Linked DNA regions of Homo sapiens: region 2 is linked to region 1. Evidence: chromatin loops called from intact Hi-C (ENCODE). Cell type or tissue: Caco-2. All regions are shown on one strand. Each heading gives the region's core, and the rest is flanking DNA. Links, peaks and the distances in the headings are about the cores only. Region 1 overlaps ARHGAP42 (Rho GTPase activating protein 42). Region 2 has its middle 58 kb from the start of ARHGAP42.

Region 1 (12,172 bases), core at 4,698-7,197:
AAAAATCTTGAAGCCAAATATTTATCTCATTTTTGTCCCCCACAGAACTTATCCACCCAGTGATAGCAAGTGCACAATCGATACATCTTAGTAAACTGGTTAGATTGTTTTAATTGTAAACGCTTTCAAAGATCCCAAGTTAGAAGGGGCTTTGGATATTTGCTCCTCATATAAAATAATTCCAAAAGCATATAAATATATTCCTTTTTCTTTATATCCCTTGGCAAAGGGAATAGGAGAAGATGATAGGTGGGAACAGACAGGAGGAAGGGATTATAATGAGGCAAGAAAGAACTTCTGAAGGTGATAAATATGTTCATTATGTTGTAGTGTGGTGATGGCTTCACAGGTGAATGAATGTGGCAAAATTTATCAAACTGTATGTTTTAAGCAGGTGCAATTAATTTATGCCAATTAGACCCAATAAAGCTATAAAAATAATGCAGCAGATGCAGATCAAATCAAGATGGAAATTGTCTTGGGGGAGGAAAAATATCAACAAAGAGAGTGCTAATAAGGAGAAATGAACTGTGAGACCCTCCAATTCAGACACTGCTAAGGGTCCATCAAAACAAGGACACAACCAAAGAAGCATTTTAGAAGGATCTGCGGGAAGCACTGTAGAAGACGCATTAGATGATGGGCAAGCCTGGAGGTAAAGGGTGAACAGTTAGGAGGTCACTGCAAGGGTCTCACCTGGGCGAAGGCAGTTGAGATGGAGAGAAGGTATGGAATCAAAGGATATCAAGAAGACAGAATAGACAGGTTTGTCCCAAGGCTACAGAGAAACACTGGTACTAAGGATGGATTGCCTTGACTTATGTAGCCTAGGAGAGTGAGGGGTGCCATTAAGAGAGATTAAAAAAAAAAAAATCAGAGAAGAGGTCAGTACCACAAAGGGCTTTATCATCAGTCTAGAATGACCCAGAGAAGTTAAGCATCTTAGAACAAAAGATACCATCATCAGGTAAGCGCATAAAACACTGCGCTTAGTCCATCCATGTAACCCCCAAATTATTGAAGGGCCTATGCTTATAGACTGACCCAAATGTCCAACAGCTTGACAATAGGTAGGCAAACCATGGTTCCAACCAGTGGGTGCACTCACTACCAAGTAGGACCGAATATGATATATTTGAAGATTATGTACAAAATAATATTGCAAGCTAATCTAAATCTTTCCTGTTTAGAATAAAATATTGTGTGCCCACAAAGATTTCAGCAAGTGTGTAACACCTAGAAAAGTATTCAAGAAATAAAACATAATCAGACCATAATGAATAAAAAATCCAAGGATGGTACCTCCTCTACCACTTTCACGTTTACTGCCCTCACTGGCAACAAATTCTTCCAGTTGGACAAATATTTTATTGGTAGAAAATGTGAGCTCCTCTCAATGTACTGTCACATGAAGGCTCTCAAACCTGTACAAAATCATTTAAATACTCAAAAATTTCCTTAGAGTCCTTTCCAGGCTTGTGTAAAAAACATAACAATAAAAAAAAAATAAAAATTTCCTTAGAGTCCTAAGTGAAATCTATATACCCTACTGACAAGCCAAGGGATTGGTAATTTTTCATGAACTGGGGGGAGGGTAAAAGCTACTTATTATGCGCTAACTATAGAGTACCCAGGCAGATCACTAGTTTTATCATGTTTAGATATGAAAACAGTAGACTGGCCAAGGTAGGTAGTTATGAGAGAGAAACATTCTAAAACCCAGATCTCTTGAGCCAGTGTTCCTCTATCATCAAGTCCATGCAGTAATAAATGTTTGCAGAGTCTGCTGGATCAAATCAAATTTGTGTGTGTCCTGCTCTCCAACAAATGAGCATCACTTAATCATGTTGCACATACAGTATATCAAAAGCCTTTCACATTGGTCCACGATGGGCTGGAAACTCACACACAACTGTTTCTTCACCAAAAACAGCACGAGAATGATGCCTTAGGGCATATCCGGTTTGAAAGCGTGAATGTAGTCAAAATAGTCCAACTAATTCCACTTAATGACAAGTAACATGCACAAAAAACTCCAGTTATACAAGTCCGAATGGCTTTTTAATATTTTTGTGAGAAAAATGTCCTTAGTGTGAGGCAATTATAATAGTGCTCTATTGGCTTTGGTACTTATTTCCGAACCTCAGGAAGTAAAGAGCGCCAATTTGACATTACCATGATTACCAATTATATGCCTGAAAACTGACAGGGCACAAAATTAAATAAAATAATGCTGCCAGAGGGTAAAACTATTATCACAGTCACCAGGATGATTCATGTCAGTAAAGGCTTTGGCTTGCAATTTTCCATGAAACTTTAAGTTGAGATTAAGTATCACAATTAAATGCTAAAACTGAACGCATGTTATGGTATGAGTGAAGACTGTAAGTCCCAAGTTCAACAATATGCCAACTTAGATATCCTGATGGCAAAATGCGGAAAAACGTCCTCACTTTGGTTGTGGTGGGGGGAAAGTAGATATAAAGCTATAAGAAATTTCAGTCCTCCTACTTGAAGGAAATACTACTAACCAAGTCACATCTCATGATCGTGGCTAAGTCATAAGAGACGTGAAATTATGTCTTTGTGACTCACGTTTCTCCTGGACATACAGATAGCCTTCCATCGTCCACTGGCTGGGTGGTCTGTAGTCCTGGTTAGCAGATTTCATCCTTTGCATCAACCGCTCTACCTCTTGTCGAGTACTTTCAAAATTATTCCTTGTCTTAAGTAAACAGAAACAATAATTTCAGTCATTATTTTCTACCAAGTTTCAGCAACATCCAGACTAATATTTTGTTTTGCTTTTATTTATTTTTGAGACAGAGTATCACTCTGTCAACCAGGTGCAATTATGGCTCACTGCAGCCTTGACCTCCAGGGCACAAGTGATCCTCCTGCCTCAGTCCCCACAAGCAGCTGGGACTGTAGGCACACACCACCACACTGGCTAATTTTTTGTAGAGATGGGGTCTTACATGTTTCCCAGGCTGGTCTCAAATTCCCGGGCTCAAGCAATTTGTTCACCTCCCAAAGTGCTGGGATTACAGGTGTGAGCCACCTGACCGGCCCAGAAAAATGTTTCAAAACTGCAAATTGCACAAAGATGACCTTGATTCTTCTGGCAGTATTCACCACATCTATGTCTTTGTGATGTTGGGTCCCAAGGTCTGAGTTGAACTGATTTAGTGAAAACTTGTCTGAATGACCTTCTGCATGTTTCTCTTTGAATCTCTCTCTCTCTCTCTCTGTGTGTGTGTGTGTGTGTGTGACCTTCTTCCTATTTTCACACTCTAACATTATTACTTAGGGGGTAAACTATGGCAATTAAAAAAATATAGGATGCACTACATAAAATTTGAATTCCCTAAATACCTAAGGTAAAAAACAGATACATAGGGACTTAGTTTCTTTTGAGGGAAAAAAACAAAATAAATTCATATACTTTTGATACATGTGGCATAGAACAAGTCAAGAAAAGAAGTTTGTTACCACAGTTCCAAAGGCTATTTTTGAAGAAACATCACGTAGCTTGGTTTACTAGCAAAGGTATTATTAAGAGGTGAGTGTATAAATTAACTCATAAAAATCAATAGGTTTCCAAGTTCTAACTTCTTCTGTTGCAAGAAATAGATTACTCACTTTAAATCAAGTTTATTTAAGCTATAGGAAGAATCAGACTTTTCTCTATGAATACCTCTTTTGCATTACCTCACAAATATGTTTCTGAAGATACAATAATCACTACCACCTAAATCTAAGGAGTTTATTCCCCATTTTAAAAAAAAAAAAATCTCAAAATTAGGAAAATTTTCTTGTCACTTTCACTATTTTTGTCTTTCAAACATAAGGGTCTAATTTTTTTTTCTCCAATTCCTTACTTCTCTCCTGTTCCTGAATCCTAGGAATCTTAATGTAATTTTATTTAATGTGGAAGTAAATCATAAAAATACGTCAGCTTTTATAATTTTCGCTTTTAATAGTAACTGTAAAAGCCTAAATACATTCCATATGGAAAAACAATAGAATGAATTAAAGGTGAAATTGATTCTGCTAGAAAATCTAAGTCAAATAAAAGCTAAAACTCAAAACACAAGGGAATAAATCCCCTTACATATTTCTTATGGGACATTCTAACTCTGTAGTTTTATTTACTGGACATTTCCACAACAGCAAGAACCAGATAAGCAGAAAAACATACACTTTGTAGAAAATTAAGTGAAGGTTTTCCAAATGATTTGGGCTATATAGTACTTGGCAGTCAGGGTTTCAGTTATAGTAAAACCTCAACAATTAAGACATCATTATTTGTCAGGTTTGATAATGTGAAATAGGTTGGCTCAACTTTTGGGTGTGTTTTTATTTCAATGCAAGTGTTGCTCAGCATTTGAACATCAGAATTTGTATAGCTATGCAATCAGAGACTAAAAGGATTCATTAGACAACTTTACAAAATAAATTCTGATAGAAATAGGTGGCCTGTATGGAAATAATTCTCACTTTTAAAAAATTTTTTATTTTGTATTTATTTTTTCTTATTTTTTTTTCAGGTTAGACGGGTAATATGCTGAGATTGTAACAAGGTTCAGAGGGTGGCATGTCTCACACACATGCGTGAACACCCAAACATCATGCCCATGAACTACAAAAGGATCTCTCACTTATGTTTTAAAGCAGTTATTTTGAATGCCTCGAAACCACATTCAAACCTGTTATTTGAAAATAATAAACAGCACATATTTTATATTCAATTTCAGAGAAAGATGAGATCTTTGTTATTAAAGTACAATCCTTCATTTCACAAATAAAGAAATTTTGCTGTCTTAAAAAAGAGACTTCTCAGGCTAGGCACGGTGGGTCACACCTGTAATCCCAGCACTTGGGAGGCCGTGGCGGGTGGATCACCTGAGGTCGGGAGTTCGAGACCAGCCTGACCAACATGGTGAAACCCCGTCTCTACTAAAAATACAAAATTAGCCAGGTGTAGTGGTGCATGCCTGTAATCCCAGCTATTTGGGAAGCTGAGGCAGGAGAATTGCTTGAACCCAGGAGGTGGAGGTTGCGGTGAGCCGAGATCATGCCATTGCACTCCAGCCTGGGTGACGAGCGAAGCTCCATCTTTAAAAAAAAAAAGACTTCTCTAAGGTCTTATTTCCTTATTTCCAGTATTTTCTTTTCTAGTTTTCTTGAGGTATAATTGACAAATAAAAATTGTATAGTTAACATGTACAATGTTATGTTTTAATACATGTATACATTATGAAATTACCACAATCAAGTTAATTAATATATCAATCACCACAGTTACCATCTGTGTATGCTGAGAACATTTAAGACCTAAACTCTCAATAAATTTCAAGTATTCAATACAGTGTTATTACCTAGAGCCACCATACTGCAAATTAGCTCTCCAAACTTACTCATCCTGCATCACCCAGTAAATTAACAAGAACACTGGATGAAGGCAAAAGTTAATAAACTTTCAGGTGTCTCCAACTGGGTAATATTTATTTTTATAAAATTTGCTAGTATAAATTTTTCTAACTAAGATTAGGGTTTTGTGGGTTGTATTTTCCACTAGCAGCTAGAAAAAAATTGTAATTAGTTGCCCTGTGAAATCAGATTTGCAGATTTGCTGAGAGACAGTAAGAACAGGTATACTCTTACATTCTGCAAGTTGAACTGCAGCTGTTGCTTATACGGTGCAAATTCCTGGGCAAGTTCATATCCCTCATGGTAAAAAGTAAATAAGCCCTGAAGAAATGACAAAAGCTGCAAAGATAAAGAGATAAAGAAACCATGAAAATGTGTTTTAATGATCATTTAATGATATAAAATAGGGAGAAAATTATATTTCATTATAATTCCTCAAACTAATACATTTTCAATGGCTTTGGCAAGGCAGGCAATAGATTTACGATTATAAAACAGAAACCACAAAAGGATTTTTATTTCCTTTTTGGTAGACAGTAATTTAACTTTTGAGGCTGATCAAGGACATTTGTCATGTTAACTATTCTGCTATTCAAATGCATTGAAGAAATATCCAGAAGAGACCACTAAGATAACGACTAAAGTATAATAGCATAGATCCCACCCTGGAAGAACTTCTAATCAAAACAAGGGGATAAAAGATGTGCAACGTAAGGAAGACCAAACCAGTAAATCACAGATAAGAAGTACCCAAGGGAAGGAATGAGAATTTGGCCAGATGAAATTAAGAAAAAGTATCACAAGGTGGCAGTACTGATTTGAGTATTGAATAGACAACATTTTAGCAAAGGAATGGAAAGAACATAAAACAGGGAAGTGGTGAGCAAAATCATTGAACTAGATAACACAGGTTTTTCATTTCAGAGAAAGTGAAATCTTTACAAAGTCATAATTTCTATGATCTTAACCTTCTAATCTCAAATTCATATGTGTATTTATGTTTTTATCCATAAATTAAGACAGGCTCTCCATGGAATTACAGGACACAGGTTATATGGAACGTTATATTGGAAAAAAAATTTAAGCATTTTCATTTCATTCACAGGGATTTTATTTCACAGACTTGTCTCCTAACCTAATCTTTCCCACAACCTCTTCCTGCAATAAAGTTAGAAAACATTTTTGAAAAGTCACTCATAATGTATCTGTAACTTATTATTTTAAATTAAGGAAGAAACACAATTTGAAACCATTTTCTCATGTAAATAACACGCAGCCACCTTCTCTGTCTGGGTAGGTAGGGAGGATTCAGCTAAGCATCAACTGGTTACATGTGCTATGATTTCCAACAGATAAACACTGGTTCTATCTGAAAACAATGACCTCATGCTTTTCTTCCTACAAACAAGTCAAGTTAATACAAAGTCATATTCATTTCAGAAAACATTTTCAAACCATTTTTGTTGTTATATTTTAAGGACCTTTCTTCTCTTGTTCAAACAGTCCTGATATTATACCAAAATGTAGCATTTGCCCTTTTATAATTATTTTACACTGTCAGTTTTACATCAACTAATACTTATTATCAAACCTAAATATTCAAGATTATCTTAAAATGATGCTATATTTGTCAAATTATCCAATAAAATATATAGTCTACCTGAATGCATATACTATGGCACAAACAAAACTGCAGCTTAAATTGGATCAAAAATACCTTTAATAAAGGTTTGCATGTTTAGATTTAGAGCCTTTCAGAGAGAAAAGAAAACATTTTTGAAATATATAAAACAGTAGTCTTCTGAACATCCAACTAACAGATTATGAAGTTGCTAAGGAAGTATTGTTTCATGTTTTACCATTTATAATTAATCCACAATTAAACTGTCTCATTACAAACTGGATGCTATACAAAGCAGGTGCTACTTTGAAATCATCATCAGTATAAAAGTTAATTAAACTTGTAAAGAAGATTTTAAGAATATCTGTGATAAATCTTTCTATAAAACAACGAATCCCCTGAGATCCAACTTTTCTAATATTCTTGGTTTCTAGAACATGGAAAAAAGACAAAACACACTGATATTTTCAGAAGCATGAAGTAAACCATTCAGAACTACACCTAGAACATTGCTAAAACTTCTAACAAATGGTCAATTATGATTCTTCAGCCACATAAGTTTCCAGTACATTCAAATTGCTATGCCATGGCTTGATGCTCCAGTCCTAAAGTACTAATACTAATCTGAAAACATGAAATCCAAAGCACTCCAAAATGCAAAATTTTTAGAGCACTGTCACGATACCACAAGTGAAAAAATTCCGCACCTGATACTTTTGCTTTCTGGTGGTTCAATATATACAAACTGTGCTTCATGCACAAAATTATTAAGAATATTGTATAAAATAAAATTATCTTCAAGCTATGTGTATGAGGTGTATAGGAAACATAATGACTTTCATGTTTAGACTTGGATCCAATTCCCAAGGTATCTCATTATGTCTACGCAAATATCCCAAAATATGAAAAAAATCGGAAACACTTCTAGTCCTAAGCATTTTGGATAAGGAATGTCAATGTGTATTCTATTTCAAAAGATTAGACATCTGGAGAAGATGCTGGGTGCGCTTCATGGAACTACCTGTGAGACACTCCCTCATGTGAAGGGCCACTTCATGCTTGCAGATTCACTGAACCACATGTGGGTCGTCCTAACCAAAACTCTTACGGACGTATTTTGACACAGATTTTGGTAAACCAATATTTCCCACTAAACTCTGCTTTTAAATTCTTAATCATGTTCTAAAAAATAAGATCCTGGTACCTTCATCTTATTCATATTATTCTATATCCTCAGCATTTTATATGCAGCCAACTTCAGTCAAGAGGAAAATAAACCCATTGGCAGCTTCTAGCAGAATTCAGATTCACTTAGTAGCAGACAAATACCTTTTAATCTCACAACGCATGCTGAGCACCCACTAGGAAATGTACAATCCTATGGAAGGCACATAAGAATTATATACAAAAAAATCATACACCTTTTCCTTTTTATTCCACATCTTTGGAAGCAGCATTTGGGTTTATTGAAGATTGCATTATGAAATACCTGCCTCTAGATGGCAGCAAAGTTAAACGTTTTTATCGGTTTGAACATATACTTGTTCATTTCATCCTCTACAAAATTCCAAGATGTGAAATGAAAGGAACTGAACAGGACAGCCTGAAAAGCTTTAAGAATTGCACTTCCCACATATCATTTTCTTTGGTGAATCTGCCTGAATGGCTGGGATGTGAGGGAAAAACTATGGTTTCAGTTTACCCTAAAGTAAATTTGACCTTTAAAATAATAACAGTAACCGTAATAACAACTACAAACTTCTAGATAGACGGAATAGGTTTGAATACTAAGAAAGTTCCTTTTATCACTGACGAAATCTCATATAGCACTTTATTATTCCCAAGGGTATAGAACCAAATTACTTGTCGCTCCAATAACCCAACCAGTTGGAAAAACTGATACCATACTTAACAGATAAATAATCTTTTAAAATAACCCCATTACAAGACAGAAAAGGAACAAATATTCAAAATTAAAAACTCGTGCTTCATGTACACTGTCATGAAAATTGAAAGAAAACTCACAGAATGGGAGAATATATTTACAAAAATCATTTATCCCATAAGGGGCTTGTATGCAGAATATATAAACAACTCATAATTAAATAATAAAAAGACAAATAACCTAGTTTAAAAATAGGCAAAGAAATTGAATAGGCATTTCTTGAAAGAAAATATATGAATGGTCAAAAAGCATTTGAAAGATTCTTATTAGTCATCAGAGAAATCGAAATCAAAACCACAGTGAAATCTAAGTTCAGCTCTCTAGGATAGCTAGACTCAAAAAGTGAGATAATAGCAAGTGTGTGTGAGGGACATGGAGAAACTGTATCCCTCATATATCACTGGTGGGAGTGTCAAGGGGTGCAGATATTTTGGTAGTTCGTCAGATGGTGAAACATACAGTTACCACATGACTCAGTAATTCCTCAAGAGAGAGAAAAACATGTATCTACACAAAAATTTGTACATGAACGTTTATAATAGGGGTCCCCAATCCCTGGGCTGCAGGCCAGTAAAGGTCATTTGTGGCCGGTTAGGAACCCAACTGCATGGCAGGAGGTGAGACCTGGGTGAGCTCTGCCTCCTATCAGATCAGTGCTGGCATTAGATTCTCATAGGAGAGTGAGGCCTATTGTGAACTGTGCCTGCGAGGGATCTAGGTTGCCTGCTCCTTATGAGAATCTAACTAATGCCTGATGATCTGAAGTGGAACAGGTTCATCCTGAAACCCTTCCCTCCTCACCAATTTTTTCATGGAAAAATAGTCTTCCATAAAACTGGTCTCTGGTGCCAAAAAGGTTGGGGACCGCTGGTTTATAACATTATTCATAATAGTGAAAAGGTACCTATCAACTAATATTTGGATAAGCAAAATGTGGTCTATCCATACAATAAAATGTTATTTGGCCCTAAAGGGAAATGAAGTATTGATGCATGCTTTCAGATGGATGAACCTCGAAAACCGCATCTGAGTAAAAGAAGTCAATCACCAAAGGGGCCACGTATTACACAATTTCATTTGTATGAAAGGCCCAGAGTAGGCAAATTAATAGAGACAGAAAATAATTAGTGGTGTTTCAGTATTAATGGTTGTGGGGTATACTGGGAATGATACCTAAAGGATGTGATGTTTATTTTTAAGGTGATGAAAATGCTTTAAATTTTTTTGTGGTGATCGTTGCACAGATCTGTGAATATACTAAAGTTCCATTGAATTGTATAGTTTAAATGAGTTGTCTGTATGGTATGTGAATTGTATCTTTATGACTTTTTTTTTTCTTTTTTGAGACAAGGTCTCACCCTTTCACCCAGGCTGGAGGATAGTGGCATGATTAGAGTTCACTGCAGTTTTGACTTCCCAGGCTCAAGTGATCCTCCCACCTCAGCCCCCAAGTAGCTAAGACTACAGGCGCATGACACCATGCCCAACTAATTTTTGTAGAGGTGGGGTTTTGCCATGTTGCAAAGACTGGTTTTGAACTCCTGGGCTCAAACAATCCTCCCGCCTCGGCCTCTCAACTTGCTGGGATTACAGGTGTGAGCAACCATGCCTGGCCTGAAGTTGTTTTTAAAAAATAAAAATAAATACTTCCCAAACACAAAGCACCATAAGGCACTATAAGAAATCAAAATGTTATATAGTTCCATCCTTCATATTTGGCCATCTAAACTTCTAAGAAGATTAGAAAAGTAGGGCAAAGTCAAGGCATCAATTTTCACACTGTAAAAGTGTCAGGCCTGTGAGTTAAATCTGTAGTCTTTGCAATTCCCTGCCTGGAGGAAACTTAGAGATAAACATCTTAAAGGATACCTTCAAAATGACTACAGATTGCTTTAAGTCTAATGCATAGATGTGCAAAGGAGTTCATGGCATGAAAACGAAAGCATATATAAATCGAATCAAATAAATAATGAGAAACTTGAAGATAAAAAGAGAGCCAAGAATGGAAAGTGGCCAGTCAATGCTGGCCTGGAAAAGACTACTTTTAAAATGGGAGGACAGAAGCACAAATGAATGAATGGACAATTACGTGCACTGATTAATAAAACAAAGCCGTGGCCATGCATCGCCTCAGCACTGAAAAGCGTCATTGGAATTCCTGAAAAGATGGATTTGTAAGCATTCAAGAGGATGGAATTCAGATGAAGAGGCCTGAGGTACACTTTCCTGGTAAAGGAACAGAGGCATTGACAATAGCCAGCTTATCTTTACAGCTCAATTGTAATAGAGAAAGTACTGTCACCAGCAAGCTGATAAAGCCCAGCAGAAGCTACATGATTGATTTCTACCAAACACATAGGATGCAGTTTTCTTACTTTTACAAAATTCTGTTCACTAAGTTCTATCACAAATTTCTAATTTTCAATAACAATACCCTGAACTTTAGATTTATCCAAGGACCATTACAGATTTTATTTTTACTTAAAAGTTTTGTTGTTAAATTTTTAAAGAATGAATGCCCTTAGATTTTAAACAGGATAGAAATTTAACCTTTAGTCCTACAGAGTTTCGAAAAACAATGATGCTAACCTTATTTTTTTCACTTTTACTAAATTAAAGCTAACTGATTACGTTGAAAAAGAAAAACACATCAAAATGTTAAACTTTCAAAAGCTGCTCATCTATATACTAGCTGATGGACTTTTAAAAAAGACTTAGCCAGTAGCATTTCAATCTCAAAATTATTTAAGCTTTTTAAATTTAGAGACTCTGAAAAGTATTTTATAGTATACGTCTTGATAATAACAAGCTATAACATGTTAGCAAATTAGGCAAATTTTCTTCAGCGAAAAAATTTAAATTGAATTTAGCAGTCCAAGGGAAGAGCATCAAAAGCACTATATTTTAGCTTATATATGATGATTTATTTTCATTTTCTGCATTAACTTTAAACATTAATACAGAAAGACTATAATGGACTCTAAAAGGAATACTGTAACATGAAAATGCTATTACAAAACTTACTCTAGGTGTATATTTAGAAGGCTAAAATTAAAATGTGTTTTTAAAAAAGCCACACAGGGCTTTAAAGCCACAACTAACAAAGGGATTCATAAATGTTGTTTTCATATCTAGCAATCATAGTACAGGTGAGGTACACACTGGCTGGTGCC
Region 2 (12,172 bases), core at 4,009-6,508, 300 kb after region 1:
CACCTGAATTCCTGATGCAGTTGTTACTTGGTGACCCTTGGCCCTTACTTTTCTCTCCAGCCTCCTCAGTTGGTGAGCTCTGTTCCTTGACATTGTGTTTCAGCTGCAAAGAACACCTCCAGACCCTCTGCTTGGAAAGTGCCCTTCTAGACCTTCCTCATGCCTGGCTGATGACACTGAGCAGTCAGCACTCTGCTTGGGTGTTCCTTCTCTGACACCTTTCCTGACACATGCAAGTGAAATCAGGGTGATACTGAAAATAGTAAATACAACAACTAGTACAGCATAGGCATTAGCCGATCAGAACACACACGAGGATGAAGCAACCTGATGTTCAATGTAACACGTTAGTTCTGAGTAGATTTGACCATCCTTGAGTGATGTGGCCACTGGTGCCAGCACACAATTTCTTGCACTTGCCTGTACCCAAGACCATCTTTCTCTGAGAGTGTAAGCCTCATGAGAGCATGGACCATATTTATTCATCTCTTTATCTCTAAAATGTAGACATAATATAGGCATACCGTTTCTTAACACTTATTAATATTAAATGTAAGAAATCTCAGAAAGAGCTGTTAGCAGGCTTGGCAGAAATAAAAATAGAGGAGGATATTTAAACATTTTACCAGCTAAGGAAACTGAGTATGACAGAGGTTAAGTAATTTGCCTATATTCCCACAGCTAGTATGTAGATTCAGAACCCAGAGTGCTTATCTCACTTTTGGGTCTTGGAGTCTCCATCCACTCTTGCATTGGGTGGAGTTAAGGGAGTGTGGCTGGGAGGAGTATGGGTTGCCACTGTCTCCTGTCCCCAACACACCGTGGCATTTTGACTAAATAATCTGGATCCTTCACTTACAGGTTCAGCCCACTCATTTCATCCTTTGTTCATTGTTCTTTCATTCCTTTGTCCATTGTTCTTTCATTCCTTCATCCCTCCTATCTTTTCTTTTTTCAATTCTTAACTGTTGTTTGAAACAAATTTACATAAAATAATGCTTGGAGATATGTTAAAGAAAAAAGTGAATGTAGGAATTCAAACAAATACTTAGGCACCAGTGTTCATAGCATTATTCACAGTAGCTAAAAGCTGGAAATAACCCAAATGTGTATCAACAGATGAATAAACAAAATGTATACATTCAATGGAATGTTATTCAGCCATAAAAGGCATGAAATTCTGATGTATACTACAATATGGATGATCCCCGAAAACATTATGCTAAGAGAAAGAAACCAAACACAAAGGGACAAATACTGTATAATTCCACTTACATGAGGTGCCTAGAATAGGCAAATTCACAGAGACAGAAGTAAATAGACGTTACCAAGAACTGGGGAAAGGCAGGTGTGGAGAGTTATTTAATGGGTGCAGTATAGAGCTTCTGTTTAGTTTGATGAAAAAGTTCTGGAAACAGATAGTGGTGATGATTGCATAGGAATATGAATGTATTTCACACCACTGAATCGTACTTAAAATGGTAAATTCTATGTTGTGTATATTTGGCCACAATTAAAATATAGTACTATAAGGCATATAATAAAACTAGCAGCCTCCCTGCAAACATCTTCTAGTTTCACTCTCTAGAGGTAACTAATTTTTGTTCTGTTTCCTTCTGGTATTCATCTTTGTATTTCTAAGTATTTTTATTTCGAATTCTTGATCACTCTTTGACAATATCTAATTATTTTCTGTTACTAAAAACAAGCACTTGGCTCCTCCTCTCCCCATTTCTGAGCCCCGTCCTCTCAATATTGTTTCTCTGTGTTTCTTTTTTCCGGTGTGATTTGGCCATTCTTCTTATGTTGGAACTTAAATTCTGCTGTTCAAGGACCAGTGTCACATGTTCTTGAGGTGACAGTCAGCCCCAGGTGCCCACTAAGTGGATGTGGCCCAGGCTACTTTGTTTTCTACTGGGTACATTTGTCCCTGGTTGGAATGCAACACTGCCCTAAATATCAACACACTTATCCGGGGCCCTGGCAGAATGCCAAGCTCAGAGAAATTCTCCGTCTTTCATAGCTAGACTCTAATGTGTGTATTTCCAACTGCTGGTTCTGGCTGGAGTCCTGCTTCCAACAGACTGATCTCTGAAACTCTCATGCTGCAGCCATGTGACTTCAATTGGTCTCACTACCTCGCCTGCTGCTGCAGTCTCCTCCCTGGAATGAGTCCTCACGGATATGGACAGTAGATAGAATCAAGGACAAGTTCACCATGTCTCTTTGTACTCTGTAATTAGGTTTATTGCTTTTCCAGCCTTCACTTCCCTAGTGCTTTCTGCCTTTCCTTTGGACTATGACACTGAAGTTCCAAAATAGCTCATCGCCAAGCCTTCCAATGTTTATGACAGAGAAACCTTTGGAACCAAGCCAAAATAAAGCAAAACAAAACAAAACAAAACTCCATCTTTTTCCAGAGATCCAAAGGGCAAAACTGAGAACTTGGATGAGGCTTGGGAGAGAAAATCATACATTCTCAAGAAAACACCGTGCCCTGAAGGTTAGGCTCTTGGAGGAAGTAGTTGACCAGAGCAGGACAAAATTATGTGCTAGCTAGAAGAAAAAGTGGGCAAAAATTCTGGATTTGAATCCTTGTCCTAAACTCTTTGGACTTCAGTTTTTTCCTCTGTAAAATAGTGATAATAATAACGTCCACTATACTTTTCTCACAGGGTTACTATAAAGAGCAAATGAAATAATATATGTGAAAGTATAGTAGCAGATGTGAATCTCAGTCCCAAATGTCAGGGGGCAAAGAAATACAACTTCATTTATTCATTGCAAGCTCCATTCTCTCCAATAGCAAAAACTTAATCTTAGTCACTTTAGAGTTCTTCTTCCTCCATTCCTTTGGTTGTACCTGAGTTCTTTGGAACTTATGTAATGAAATGCTTTCGGTATCTGGCTTGTTTGGTTCACTTCACAAATATCTGAAGACCTATTATGTGCAAGGCACTTAAACAAAAGATTTGCTCTTTTTCACAAGGAAGTATAGAATCCAGAGCTTTGCTCCTCTTTTTTGACTATACCTTAAATCCTTTAAGGCTCATCAAGACATCCAATTTCCTCTTGTAGAAAATTTCCCATGTTTTATCTTGCAGGCTATGCACTTCATAAGTATTTACTTCATACATAAAATGGGATGTGAATGGGGATTCAGACTTGTTCACTTCCTACTTTTATCGCTCATATGTGGTCAATCTGTTTGAGACCCATTTTATTTTTTAATGATCATTATGCCCCTTATGCATCTCAACAGAGGTGCAATCTTTTGGTATATATGGGAGAATTTCACAAATATATTTGTGATTTGTTAAGGCTGCCGTTATAAAGAAAGGAATATACATTAACAAATAAAGTTATACAGAAGCACGATTTCCAGGCAGTGCTCAAATTTTAGCAGTTTCCTATGGCTAGCAAGGGGCTTGTGTTCTGGGGTGACATTAAATATTCAATAAATGTACATTGAATGCAAGAATGAATAAAAGAAAAAGATAAAAAAGGAGGTGAGGTGAAATTCATATCAGCTAACTTGGCTATTTGCTAGTTTGATGGCAAGTGCCACTTTTAAATGATCCATCTTATGCCTGCCATCTTCCTACTCACCCCTCATGAAAAGTTGGCTCTCTTCAGAGTATCTGCTGAGTTCATTGTCTGAGACATAGTACTATTTTCTCCCTCTTCTGATCTGTTTTCCAGCCTGGACCACCTGCCTAGAACACCTTCCTGTCTTCTGCTCCACAGACAGCCTGCCCCATTCCTCAGCGAGCTCTTGGAATTGCACTGCACTAGAGGGGTGAAAACGCCTGCAGTGGCATTTCAGAAAGGGGAGGGTCCTGGAGTCCTAGGGGACAGCAAGGAGACCTTAATTTCATGCCTAAGATGAGTAGAGAGAGGAGCACTGGGGATTTGAGGGGAAGAGAGAGTGTGGCGGGCAAGTTACTGAATGTCCTTAAGCAGATCAAGAGGCTTTATCATTTAATCCACAGGTGACTGGGAATTTCCTGTAAGTTCCTCATGGAAACAGTCTAGTTGTGTGGGTTATTGTCTGCTTTATCTCTCACATGAGAAACAGAAGCCTGGCTACAGCTGCTCTCTCTTTTTCTCTTGTTGTTTATTATCCCACTGACCTTCTCATTTGTACATGTCACTGTCTGGATCAAAACATCTGTAGTAGCCCTCCATTCCCTAAATGCTATGTGTGTTGCGCATTCATGGCTCTGCTGAACCTGGACATTCCTAACCAGTGTGTCTTTAACTACCTACAGAACATGTGGGTGCTGCCAACTGACACAGTGAACCTTTGGCCTACCAGGCAGAACCTTGCCTCTGCGCCCTGATTCCTGCTATTTAAACTACTGAACACTTTCTCTTCTCAGTTTTCCACTTGCTAAGTTTTCCCTTCCCTTAAAAATTTCTCTCAAATTTGCCTATTCCCCAAATCTTGGTGATTTGTTTTCTGGGCTGGGTCATCTGCTTGGAACACCTTCAAACCAAATATCCCTGCACCTACCCTATTTAATTACCTGAGTCCTGATACCTATTGTAATGGCTTCCAAATTTTTTGAGTAAAACATTTTTTCCTTATTATAATAGTATCATATGCTTATTTTAGAAAAATTAGAAAATGAAGACAAGTGAAAAGAAGAAAATTGTAACACCTTTAATTTCATTATTTTATAACCTTCCTTCTCATGTCAGAACATTTCATGGATTCTCCAGAAAACAGTTGCACTTTTAGCATTTTGATTTAAAAATTGCATAATAAACACAAAGATACTGTGGTATCAGTAATTCTTTTAAATGAATTTATACTTTATTGTCATGATAATATCACCCTACTTTTGAAAAATATTATAGGAATTCATATATGACAAGGTAGATTGTCTAGATTGCATTTGAGTTTGGTAACACCCATTGCCAGGGCTCTCTTTGTGTTCTGAGTAGACAAGCTTCCTTCTTTTTTAATGGAACATTGTCATTCAGCTAGAAATCTGTAAATTCAAAAAGAAATAGATATTTAAATATACACATCTGTATAACATTTGCATAGCCATGCTTATATTTATAAACTTTTTATGGCTTATAATGTATATTATATATGCCATACTTATGTTATCTGTGTACAAGCCATGAGATCATCTGTTAACTTTTTTACATGCCCAGCCATAGAGTAGCAGAAGATGGTTAAAAAAAATTTAATATTTTTGCAAGGAATGTCTTGCATACTAAAAAGTGTTTATTCTGTTTTCCCTTGTCTCTGGCAGGCTGTGAAGCACTGTTCAAAATGCTCTTTTTTGGTGAAGTTGGGCCTATAGTCAGCTTATTCTCTCCATGGCAACCCACTGGGGACAGGCTGGGTCAGAGGTAGGCACCCAGACGTCATGTCCATCTGAGTCATCCAAGGGAGCTGAGAGGCAAAGAAGACAGAGCTATGGCTCTGGTGCTTTACCTTGGAGTGAAGGGGACACCCAGTGGAATAGCAAAGATGTGGCTCCAGTGAAAATTCAATCCAAACTTTGACTTTGGGGACATCATGACCACACTACCAAAAGTCAATCTGTGTTGCCTCAGGTTCTTCATGTTTGACCACTTTTTGGAGTTGTGTAGATTAATTTGAATGTCAGTAGGATAATAGAATAGTTACAGATATTAAAATAAAAATCTGTTATAATAGCAACCGAATGTCTCTCCATCTAGTGCCTATTGGGTTGTGGATAACAGTAAGAAAAAGCAAGTGAGAAAGTAAGAGAAGATGAATGTTAAACAGTGCTCTTAGCTCTGGGAAGGTAATCTGTAAAGCAGATAATAGAGAGTCTAATCCCTTACAGAGCTGCCTTCTTTCAGGTTTTCCCATTGCACGAATCGCTCAACAGGATTAAACTAATCACTTTTACAGTTCTATTAACATATTCAATCTGTGAAGTTACTATTGAAGCCCTAAGGAATAGCCTACTCAATCATTAAGTGCTCATGGCAGAAAAATCAATAATGAAGTTACCAAAAGCCCTTAACATTGTCATAAATAGCACATGATTATGTTCAGATGATCTGTTTAATTAATGCCAGTTTACCTTCTCTAACAGAAATAATTTTGGGTTTTTGAGACACATGGAGACCACCAAGAACAAGCTATTCTTTTCATTGGAAAAATTCTTCTCCCTTCTCTCTCCGGTCACAATATTATTTTGGTTCTCTTGAGTAACTCAGTGTCTTCAAAAGAAATTTATTCCATAGAAAATTAATTCCACAAGGTGATCCTTGAAAAATATTTTCTTTATCAAATGAATTTGGGAAATGCTGCATACTATATCCCTGTCTTAGAAATTTACAATGTATATGAATCTTAAATTTTTTCTAAGTTGAAGAAATCTGTTTAACTTTGTTCAGTAGCTCATTTCCAAAACTTACGTAATGAGATCATATTAAAAATATTTTACAGATTTTCCTACACCTGACCTGTAAATATGGTTGCCCCAGGGTTCCCACCTTTTTGTTTCTTTATTTTTTTATTTTATTTTATTTTATTTTTTTTTGAGATGGAATCTCTCTGTCACCCAGGCTGGAGTGCAGTGGCACAATCTTGGCTCACTGCAACCTCCACCTTCCAGGTTCAAGCAATTCTCCTGCCTCAGCCTCCCAAGTATCTGGGATTACAGGCACCCACCACCACACACAGCTGATTTTTGTATTTTTAGTACAGATGGGGTTTCACCATGTTGGCCAGGCTGGTCTCGAACTCCTGACCTCATGATCCGCCTGCCTCAGCCTCCCAAAGTGCTGAGATTACAAGCATGAGCTACCACACCCGGCCAGGGTTCCCACCTTTTGAAGCAATGAGTTTTGGTGCGTTAAGGGAAGGGTGGTGCAAATTAGAATGATAAAGACATTACTCTGTTTTGACTGTTAAATAATATTTTATTTTGGCCCCTAGGAAGGCAATAGTCTTGAGCAGCAGGCTTTGTTGAAAGTTAAGATTACTATAGGCCATAGTAGAGATATCTAAAGAGATGGTGGAACGTAGTCTTTGCCTTATGAAGGAAAGCCTGACCCTTCTGGATGGAGGAGTGGGAAGAAGATAGTTAAAGGGAAGAGGACAGATGGCCAGATATGTGTGGAATGGCTTCACTTTTAGGCTTAGAGCTTGTGGCGAAGGATTAGTAGATCGATAGGATGTGAGGAAAAGCCAAAGGAGAGGGTCTTTTGCCTCATTTTCTGGTCAGAACTCTGCGAGACCACCAATATGCTACAGTACCGACTAGAGGAGGGGTGGCATCAGAGTGAAAATCACAGTGTGGAGTGTTGGGGCAGACAGAGACTAAGTTAGTAGTTTTGAACCTCTTTTAGTTTCCAAATGGCATAGACAAGTCCTAGGAATTTTTATAAGACCTATGGGAGAGGAGGGAAATAGAAGAATAGATAGCCAGCAGGCCTCCTGCTGAAGATGAGTGAAGCAGGTCACTGCAGAAGGCAGAGGCAGGAGACTCTCCAGCCAGAGGTCCTAGTGAGGACATTGTAGGGGGGTCTCAGAGTTATCTTTACTACTGATGAGAGTAAGGTGAGGCTGAGTCAGCAAGAAAAGACCCCTGGGCTCTGCCTAAGCCAAGAGACTGGGTCTTGCACTGACCAGCTGCAGACATTCTCAGTGGCTGTTAGCAAGCTGACCAGTGCCCAGGCAGATGACGGACATATCTGAGATCAGAGAACCTAAAGGATAGTAAGAGAATCTCATGTTGCTCACTGCCATTAGGCATATAAAGTGTGGTGTCCTGCTAAATGTGTAGCCAGCTCTCTTTCTCTCTTTCTTTCTCTCCTCCTCTCGCAAAACAAAGTTCTGACTTACAGCATATGATAATTGCTGTGGAGTCAATACTGACACCATGCTTGATTTCCGGTTATCAGCATGTTAGTGAACACAGAGTTGGGAAGAGATGTGCATAAATGTCTCAGACTTCATGTAAACCCCAGTTTTTCACAAAACTTTTACCTGGCTGTCAAATTAAGAAGGGATGAGGGAGGAAGAAAAAGCCCAAAAGACTCAGATACATACTAGTTAATGTTACTCTTTCTGTCCCTACTCCTCCCAATGTAGTTAGTTTAATGGAAGCTTACAAAAAAGTTATATTGGAAAAACAAGTCTACATTAACTTTGCATATCTCTATGTAAAATTTTTTAACCCACTCCATTATTTAAGTACAGAACTGTTTTCCCCTCTGGGTTATCAATTTATGAATTATGACTTTAATAACTCTTTATCCTTCATTGATTTCTCTTCTGCTTACAAATTTGGGAACTCTTCAAGGCTCTGATTTTCTTTCTTTTTTTTCTGTTTTCCTTGGGTCTCTGTTATTGGTCTTCAACTATATGTTTTATTTTTTCTAAATTTGTGAGCCTATATCTCCAGTCTGACATCACCTTAAACGCTCAAATTCTCTCTTGTATATTTCTGTACAATTCTCTGTCTTATACATTTCTTATACAATTCTCTGTCATCCAATTAAACCAATATGTTCAGAATCAAATCTAGTTACTACTCTCAAATCAGTTCCCACTTTCCTAACTTAACCTTTTCACTATTCTTGGAATCATCCTTGTTCCCTCCTTTCACACTCACTTCTAAGCAATGTGTCTCTCACATTTTACCCTTATTTTCCATTTTCATTGCCTCAGCTGCAGTTTAAACATTCATGACCCCATTTCTAAATAACCATCCTAGACTCTGTGTATAATAATTTTTATTTTATTTATGTCTGCCGGGCGCAGTGGCTCATGCCTGTAATCCCAGCACTTTGGGAGGCCGAGGCAGGCGGATCACCTGAGGTTGGGAGTTCGAGCCCAGCCTGACCAACATGGATAAACCCTGTCTCTACTAAAAATACAAAATTAGCTGGCCATGGTGGCACATGCCTGTAATCCCAGCTACTCTGGAGGCGGAGGCAGGAGAGTCGCTCGAACTGGGGAGGCGGAGGTCGCAGTGAGTTGAGATCGTGCCACTGCACACCAGCCCTGGTGACAGAGCAAGACTCCATCTCAAAAATAAATAGATAAATAAAAATAAAAGGATATCTATCTTTTGTAAATAATAAAAATAGTTTATTACAAAAAATAGAAAATAGAGTTAGGACAAAGCCAAAAGCAACCAAACAAAAAAGCCAAAAATAAACAGAAATCCCACTGCCCACACATAACACTACTGTTAACCTCTTAGTCAATCTTAGTCCAGATATTCTGAGTGTGTGTGTGTGTGTGTGTGTGTATATGTGTGTGAGAGAGAGAGAGAAGAAGGGAGAGAGAGAAGGAGAGAGTGTATAAGAGTATATATTAATCACTTATAAAATATAATCCACATAGCACAACCATGGGATTATATTGCACATACTACAGTTAACCAGCTTTTACATTTAACAGGATAATGTGTCTGTTTTTCATGTTAAATATGCATTTAACAAACATGGGAACATATTATGCATATTATATTTAACCTTTTAAATTTAATAATATGTGAATATTTTTCATATCAAATTTACATTTAAGATTTTAACATCATATTCCACTAAATGGCCATACCATATACCATATTACATTTACTAATCCTTCATTAATGAATACTTAGCTGTTTTCAGTTTTGCACTGTGAGAAACATACATGCATATATATACACATCTTTTTGGGTGATGGAATTTTATACATACATAAACATATATACATACATTACATATATACATATATTACATATATACATACATTACATATATACACATATTACATATATACACATATTACATATATACACATATTACATATATACATATATTACATATATACACATATTACATATATACACATATTACATATATACACATATTACATATATACACATATTACATATATACATATATTACATATATACACACACATCTTTTTCGGTGATGGAATTTTTTATGCTTAGGTAAAATTTTCAATATTGAACACACATATACAAAGTCCCACATAGTGTGGGATGTAGTCAAGGGTGGGGTGAAAAGACAGTGAGGGCAAGCCCTGAGCTGCAGATCTGAGTGTGGGAGCTCGGTGTCAGGTTTCATGCGGCTGCGTTCCAGCACAGACCACAGAGGGGAATGAGAATTTGAAATTACAACTTTGCCTTTTAGGTCCCCAGAAGGTTATATTTTAAAAGGTTAAAAAGAAGAAGAAGGAGGAGGAGAAAGAAAACAACACCAGCCTAGAGGTTGCCTAATCTGTTCTTGAACACTTGGAATAGCAAGGAGTTCACAATTTTTCCAAAATTTTCCATTCTGTTTGTGCCTGTCCTTAACATTTGCAGGGCCCAGGTCAAGAGGCCCACATACCCACATACTATGTGCCTAAATATTTACAATACATTCTTCAAGCTAAAAATAAAGTTATGCTTTCTTTCAACTCTTGGCTCCATCCCATACTAGAAATTACCTTGAACATATGTGTGTGGCTATCTTGGCCCATAAGTCTGGGCTTTGTATATTCCTCTGTTGGGGACCCCCAGGCCTGGATGCCCATGTGTATTAGAAAGGATACTTGGAGACATGATTTGGGGGTTCGTACAAGGATAAAACTGTTTCTAACTGGTGGGATAGTTTCATGAAAGAAGGGCATTTAAAGTAATGACTCCCACAGGTGATAATGGGGAAGAAGGGAGAAAGTTTGTGTGAGGTGTGGGCAGAAGCAAAGAAACAAATACGTTCTGGTATGAATGAGAGCATTGTGAGAGTGATGAGAAAGCTGGTAGGAATTTTATGAGACAAGGATCATGTATTAGTCCATTTTCACACTGCTCTAAAGAACTGAGACTGGGTAATTTATAAAGTAAAGAGGTTTGACTCACAGTTCTGTATGGCTGGGGAGGCCTCAGGAAACTTACAATTATGGCAGAAAGGGAAGTAAGCACCTTCTTCACAAGGCAACAGGAGAGAGAGAGAGAAGCCATTAGATCTCATGAAAACTCAGTCACTATCAAGAGAACAGCATGGACTGGGGAATTGCCCCCATGATCCAATCACCTCCCACCAGGTCCCTCCCTCAAGACCTGGGGATTACAATTCTAGATGAGATTTGGGTTGGGATATAGAGCCAAACCATATCAGACCATAAGGACCATGATTGGCCAGGAGGATCTAAAATGATGTGTAAGGAGGTGGAAAATTATTCTTCAAGTAATGGTGAGTAATTGAAAGTTTTTGAGCATAAAAAAAATGATTGATTACATCTATGTTTTAGGCAGCTAAATATGGTAGCAAAATTAAAGGCGAATTGTAGGTGGTTGTGGACTGGTGAAGAAACAGAATAGTCCTTCAAATTTCCTGCTGCCAAGACCAGCTTGGTTGGGGAGACCCTAACCCAATGGTGCTAGAGGAATTAAAGACACACACACAGAAATATAGAGGTGTGAAGTGGGAAATCAGGGGTCTCACAGCCTTCGGAGCCAACAGCCCCCAACACAGATTTACCCACATATTTATTAACAGCAAACCAGTCATTAGCATTGTTTCTATAGATATTAAATTAACTAAAAGTATCTCTTAAGGGAAACGAAGGGATGGGCTGAATTATTTGCAGCAGGAACACGCCCTTAAGACACAGATCACTCATGCTTTTGTTTGTGGCTTAAGAATGTCTTCAAGTGGTTTTCCACCCTGGGCGGGCCAGGTGTTCCTTTCCCTCATTCCTGTAAAGCCACAACCTTCCAGCTTGGATGTAGGGTCATTATGGACATATCACAGTGCTGCAGAGATTTTGTTTATGGCCAGTTTTGGGGCCAGTTTATGGCCAGTCTTTGTGGGGCTTGCTCCCAACATCCTGCCTCTAAACTTTTCCTTACAATGTTCTCTCACAGTGCTGGGATGGAAGCTATTAGTTCCCAGGCACTCTGTAATGCACTGTGGGAAGACAGTGCATTATAGATGAGTTCAATGTTGGCTCCTAGATCTACCATCTTATAGCACATGTAGCAGAGAATTAGCAGTGAAATCACCAAAGACACTTGAAAGATGTCCAGTGTTTGTTAGCGTAGAACTCAAACAATATCTTAAACAATTTTCAGTTTTAAGTAATCTTGGCAATAGACTTGTTAGCAAATGTTTATGTATGTGTGTATGTGTGTGTGACATTGAGTACACAGATTTTGAAAATCTG

The links. Peaks named below come from ENCODE experiments on the same cell type or tissue, not always from the same donor. Only the 100,000 strongest peaks of a DNase experiment are listed, where the experiment ranks them.
Region 2: it touches region 1 in a loop (10-fold over the local background); 4 of 110 quality-filtered maps call a loop at or near these places.

What each region holds. Positions count from the first base shown.
Region 1 is chr11:100,926,756-100,938,927 of GRCh38, reverse strand. It overlaps ARHGAP42 (Rho GTPase activating protein 42), which reads right to left. Exons shown (of 24, transcript NM_152432.4): 7 at 5,668-5,772; 8 at 2,596-2,725. SNORD13I (small nucleolar RNA, C/D box 13I) reads right to left here and starts at 4,654; the gene lies at 4,550-4,654. In Caco-2, for the core only: a CTCF peak has its summit at 6,223 (motif pointing right); no DNase peak of the experiment used is centred there.
Region 2 is chr11:100,623,139-100,635,310 of GRCh38, reverse strand. No RefSeq gene overlaps it. Among named protein-coding and RNA genes, the nearest start is that of ARHGAP42, 58 kb to the left of the region's middle. In Caco-2, for the core only: no CTCF peak of the experiment used is centred there; a DNase peak (open chromatin) is centred at 5,398.